Linked DNA regions of Mus musculus: region 2 is linked to region 1. A link is a loop called in an ENCODE intact Hi-C map of the cell type or tissue named here. Cell type or tissue: left cerebral cortex. All regions are shown on one strand. Each heading gives the region's core, and the rest is flanking DNA. Links, peaks and the distances in the headings are about the cores only. Region 1 overlaps Nrxn2 (neurexin II). Region 2 has its middle 96 kb from the start of Gm32245.

Evidence for each region. A loop is a pair of places that touch in the nucleus more often than their neighbours do. Peaks named below come from ENCODE experiments on the same cell type or tissue, not always from the same donor. Only the 100,000 strongest peaks of a DNase experiment are listed, where the experiment ranks them.
Region 2: a loop joins it to region 1, with 6 times the contacts of the local background. A loop is called at or near these places in 21 of 42 quality-filtered maps.

Annotation. Positions count from the first base shown.
Region 1 is chr19:6,490,796-6,493,699 of GRCm38, reverse strand. It overlaps Nrxn2 (neurexin II), which reads right to left. Exons shown (of 23, transcript NM_001205234.2): 14 at 2,785-2,904; 15 at 2,026-2,216; 16 at 691-864; 17 at 245-364. Gm52381 (a long non-coding RNA gene) reads left to right here. Exons shown (of 2, transcript XR_003952843.1): 2 at 1,158-2,696. Among named protein-coding and RNA genes, the nearest start is that of Gm52381, 5.0 kb to the left of the region's middle. In left cerebral cortex, for the core only: a CTCF peak has its summit at 1,449 (motif pointing left); a DNase peak (open chromatin) is centred at 1,381; H3K27ac peaks cover 823 bases.
Region 2 is chr19:6,662,094-6,664,997 of GRCm38, reverse strand. No RefSeq gene overlaps it. Among named protein-coding and RNA genes, the nearest start is that of Gm32245, 96 kb to the right of the region's middle. In left cerebral cortex, for the core only: a CTCF peak has its summit at 1,439 (motif pointing right); a DNase peak (open chromatin) is centred at 1,437.

The DNA.
Region 1 (2,904 bases), core at 319-2,818:
AACAGCAGGACCTGTGTCTAGGGAAATCAGATGTCCGGCCAGCTCAGAACAGGGAGAGGCCAGCTGCCAACAGATGGCTCCAGAGACTTGGGCAGCAGTGCGGGGCAGCATCCACTAGCCTCTATGACCTCTGTGGTGATGGAGGAGCAGAAGGAAGCAAAAATTCCTCCTCTTCCCACCCAGACAGTTCCTGTGACTGAGGATAGGATGGCAGCACCCACAGCCCAGCCCTGCTGGCACTCACGGTCATTGCAGACAGGGCCTCCATAGGAAGTCATAGTACAGTCACAGGTAAAACCATCCCACTGCTGCAGACAGACGCCCTGGTTGGCACAAGACTCTTCGGTGCAGGTGGTGCTAGGGCCTGGAAAGAGCAGGAAGGAGAAACGCCCCAGGCTTAGCCACGTGCCCAGGGGCTGTAGATGTTCCCCCAACCAGCCAGAGGCTCTGCCCTTTGATCCGTCAGACTAGAAGGGCCAGATACTAACTGGGATGATGGGGTGGGATAGAACAGGGGGCACTCAAAGACTGCTAGGCTTCTGGCTAGTAGTCGGGGTGGGAGGCAACAGGGAGAGTATGTGGTCGTCCTTTGCCTGCCTGCCTTGTCCCAGAGCTCTTGGGACAGGCTCATGAGGAGGCCCCTGTCAGCCTCAGGGCCACACCTAACTGCCCCACACTGCCCACACTCACCATCACAGCCCCTCTCCACCTGCCCGATGCGGTGCAGGGCGTCAGCGATGAGGTCTGGGAGGCGTCCGTTGAGGTCCACAGAAGCCAAGCAGCCTTGAAAGCCATCCCGAGAGGCCACCAGCTTGGGCAGGTTGCTGAACATATTCTTGCTCAGGCCACCGATATACAACTCCCCTGCAAAGGCAGTGGTATCAACACCCCACCTTGTCCCTACCCCTGTCCCCGGATGCTGACACCCTACCACTGGGTCCTCCAGACACCTGAAAGGCTCATGGTATCCCTAACAGACACAGCAAACCTCAGCTTCCCCACCAACACCACCTCTTCCTCTTCTCTTCCCTTCGCCATCTGTGTGTTCCCCTCCCTCAGAAGCCAGATGCCTGGGGTAGTGGGGGTGGGGGGCAGCTGGAGGGACCCGCTCCATGTTCTCTCCTACACGCTTGATTCCAGTTCCGTCCTGTAATCAGGGCCTTTCATGGATGCGCGGCTCTACAGCCTTTCCGCCCCCGCTGCCTCCTTCCCAAAGACTTGTTTCCCAGAACCGCAGGCCTTCTCTCAGCAGCCTTCTCTTCTCTGATGTCCTCCTGACAACTGGGGTTCTTGGGGGAGGCCTTCCTCAGAGATGTCTAATCTCCCGCGTGGGCCCTAGTTCTCCTGCATGTCTACTGGAGTTTCGGCAGCCCTGGACATCATAGCTGAAGCCCGGGTCCCGGATCTGCTGCCACTTCTGAGTCTCTGTAACACATCGCCCTCTCCTGGGAGCAAGGTGAATTTGCAGCACTGCCAACCAAGCTGCTGGATCTGAGGACTCGGGAGGTGAATCCACTGTCTCTGAAGGTCTTCCCCAGGTTTTGACAGTTTGGGTTACACGGACACACGTGGAGCCCGTAAAGCTAAGGGATGCTCCAGGCATGTGTGTGCAAGGAGGTCTCGTGGACCCCAGATGGCTCTGAAATAGCTGCAGCCTACGTCTCCTGTTCCAATGCCCAGTCCACCACCTCCTTCTCCCCCTACCCCTCCTGTTATTCATTTTCCTCCTCTTCCTCTCGGCCACCTACACTGGGGACTGGCAGTGACAATTTCAGTGACTGCTGTACAGTCACTGGAGATGGTGGGACCCTGGTGGGAAATAGCCTGGCCAGTGCTCCATCTGAAGTGGCTTCACAGGAGAGCCCAGTAAGACACAGGTGGGAAATGTCAGCCAGACACCATGGAGAACAGGAAAGAGGGGTGAGGGAGAGCGGCCTTGACCCCCTTTCAGGGGGCGGGGGATTGATCTCAATGGAGAAGGGGGTCTGGGGTAAGGCTGGCCTTCTCCAGAGGTTCCAGCCCCACCTTTGAGATCCAGATTTCGGGCACCGTTGGAATGCTGCGTGACTGTGCGGGAGTCGATCTTCAGTGTGTGCACGTTGCCTGGGTCCCTGGACACCACCACATTGTGCCATTGGTTGTCATTGACTGGTTTGTCTGAGTTTCCCTTCATCAAGGACGGGCCATTTCCCAGGTCAAACACGTAGTGGATGTACCTGCCCCACGGTAGGGAGGAAACACCAGATCAGACGGGCACCACAGAGATGCCAGGCGAGAATGAGCTACTGCTGGCAGAAAAACCAGGGGCCTGGGGCAGAGGGGTAGACAAGGGATCCCATGGGAAGGGACCAAAAAATGGCACTGGAAGCTTGAGGCATGAAGTCTTGTCCCAGGGAGGTCACGGAAGCACTTGCTCTTGGCCCCCAAAAGAGGACCTGACAGAAGGGGAGTTTTGGTAATACAGTAGGGGTCCCCTAGAAGCAGGGTCTGAACTACTTGAGGGCGCAATTCTCCAGGGCAAGAGAAAGACTTGGCTGACTTCTGCCATAAAGAGGACAGTGGCCAGAGAAGGGACGTGACTGGGAACCCTGGCAAGGAAGTGGCCGAGGAGCCAACAGCCCAGAAGCAGGGTTGGGCTTCTCCATCTTGGCTGCAGAGGGACCCTCCTGGCTGATGACTAAAGATGTGGCTCTTGACCTGATGTCTGGGTGTGTTGAACCTTCCCAAAGGCCAGGGAGGAGCTCTATCGGGGTCAGCAGGGGACCACAGTGCCCATCCCCTCACCCCTTGACCAACTCGATGACGATGAAGTCGTTGCCGTTGCCTGAGTTGAACAGCAGAAGTCCATCTGGGGCCGTGGTCTTGAACTGGAAGAAGAGATGCATGGAAGCATAGGCTTGCAGC
Region 2 (2,904 bases), core at 184-2,683, 170 kb before region 1:
CCTCTCTACCAGGTGGGTCCCTGGAACCAAACTCAGGTCATCAGGCTTCGAAGCAGGTGCCCTTACCAGCTGAGCCATCTTATTGGCCCAGTGACCAACCTTTTCTGTGGAGGGCCAGACAGCACCTGTTTTAGGTTGCTGGTTGTGACTGCCTCTGTGGCAGGTCCTCCGCTGAGCCATGGGAGTGAGAAAGGCAAGGATGGCAAGACACTCAGGGATCCGTGGCGCCCACACAGCGCTGTGTGCAGACCCCCCAGTGCAGGCTTGATCGAGCTTGCTCTTCACAGGGGATGACATGTTCTTCTGTCCCAAGGCACACAATGCCTGGGGCTCCCAACTGCATTTTAACTTGAAAAATACAAAAAAATGAGATCAAACCCCAAAGCCCCGCTAGCTCTAGATACCACCACGCTTTTGGAGAAGTGTATAAATTGAGAAGTGAAAGACTTGGTGGTCTCTTTGTACGCCTTTAACAAGTGTTCCTGGGCAGATGGAGCCACTTCCTCTCACCTTCTCAGAACCAGAGGGCAAGAGCCCAGGGCATGTGTCATCTCCAGCCGTGTAGTGCCTCCATTCTGCCCCACAGATGTGTCTGCACAGGGGAAGGTCAGAGCTCGGACGTCCACCCTCTAGCCAGCTTAGCAGACTCTGGGATCCCTAAAGGGCTGAGAGGTTACATAGACACCCCACTAGCTGGAACCTTCTCAAAGGGGATACTGCTGCTGATGGTGAAGATGACCGTGGCTCCTTTTCTGAAAACCTTTTTACCAGTTTTCTTGTAAATAAACAGACAGAATTTAGAAAAATAAGTGTATATTTATCTGGTGTATGTGTATCTGTATGCGTGCCTGCTCATGCCACAGTGCATATGTGTGGTGGTGGTCAGAGGACAGCTTGCAGGAACCCCAGGATTGAATTCACTGGTTATCAGTCTCTGTGGCACTTTGAATCATCTTATGAGCCTGCAAATGGATTTTTACATGACCCCTTAGCCATGTATGGTGGCACATGCCTGTGGTCCCAGAACTTGGGGTGGGGGTGGGGGGTGGGGGCTAGGAATGGGGCTGAAGGATCAGGAGTTCAAGGCAAGCCATGGCTAAATAAAACCTTGCCTCAGAACAAGTCAACCAACCAACCAACAAAAACCGGATTTAAATGCTCCAGAAGAGAGAGAAAGGGCAGAGACTGACCTCGGCGTGACCTGGGTGTGTCCTGGGTGATTTGCCATTCCCTCGAGTGGCAGGCAGAGGCATCTGGAACAGGTGTCCAGGCATCCCCGGGGAAGCTCCTTGGCCCCTCTTCCCTTTCCTCTTTTTCCTTTAATTCCGTTGCAGCCTAGCTCCTTGCCTAGCCTTCTCTGCGATAAGGCATGGGGATAGATGGATCGCAATCCTGGCTCTCCCGTCCCTTCTAGTGACTTGCCCTCTCACCCACCAGATGGCGCTCTCGACCACTTGGTTCCTGGCTCCCAGTGTAGCACCACTGCCTGGGGGTGGGGGCAGGAGCAGTGCTTGGAGAATAAATGTGGGTAGGAGGGAGAGGTGCAGCTCAGGGCTCAAATGCAGCTCATGCTCGGGTCGCAGGGGAACCTGCTTCTTATTAGTGGAGGCTTTAAGGAAACACTGTGGCTTCGAACCCATTCGGCCATTCGGCTCCTAGATGACCCCCCTGGATTGTCAGGGTGGCACCCCAGAGGTAGGCTGGGATGGGGAAGGTTTTTGTTTTTTGTTTTCCCCTCCAGGAAGCCAGAAGGGTGTCATCACAGTGAGGCATCTCTCAGAACTTGATTTGTGTCCCCTGTTACTTGGGGACATGTTGGATGGGTGACTGACACGCACCAGAGACAGTGGAATGGTGATTGATCAGTGGATAAGCCTGAGGCAGCAGAGGAGACGGCTGCGCTCTGGGACATACGTGCTCTGTCTGGCAGTTTCTCCTGGCATCCCAACCAGATCTCCCTTCTGTGGTGAAGGGCCCTCCACGGAGGGCCATGTCTGGCAGGCTCTGGATATAGCCCACAGTCAATGGCTAACTAATGCAATGGCCAGGAAGCTGGACCCTCCCTCAGATCTGGAGAAGTCTCGTGTACAACTGATGTCCCCAAGCCTCCCTGGATCTGTCCAGGGCTGGACTTAGCTCTAAGGTCACATTCCTTCTGTCTTAGTCTTTTTCTGTTGCTGATAACACAAACCCACGGGCTGGGTAAGCAATCAAGAAAGGAGGTTAATTTTGGCTCATGGGTCTGGTCCAAGGTCAAGGGGCAGCATCTATGATGTTCTTGTTGGCAGAATCCCAAGGTTGCACAGGGCATCACATGGCAAGAAGCAGGGCTCTCCTGAGATCTGGCCAGCTGGCTTCTATAACAGGGCCACTCTGGAGATAACTAACTCATCAATCCATTAATCACAGGAGTGGATTAATCCACTTGGGAGGGAGAGCCCTGTATCTCTTAATCTCTCATAATGGGGATTAAACTTCAACACTCATTCTGAGAGAGATAATCCACAGTGTTTATTGAGCCCCTCCCTTCCCTGACCTTTGCCCTTACCCTCTAGGGACTTGTCCCAGCCGGCTGGCCTCTAGCAAACCCTGGTCCCAGGCTCTGCTTCTAAGCATTCCAAAGTAGGGATCCATTCTGTGTAGCGTTTGATGTGCAGCCGTATTGTGCTGTGCATCCCTGCATAGAGGGACATCTATACTCATGGGACCCTTCTCAGTTGACAGGCCTTGGGAAGGGGACCTGATTGTGGTGATGGGGAATCCATTGCTGGTGGTCCCTGCCATAGGATGGCAGAATAGCTGCTTATACTACAACTTGTAATGGCCAGGGACAAAATTCAGGGTAAAATTTACATCAGTTCCTGGTAGTTAAGAACTGCAGGAGATGGTGTGGGGGATGGGGGG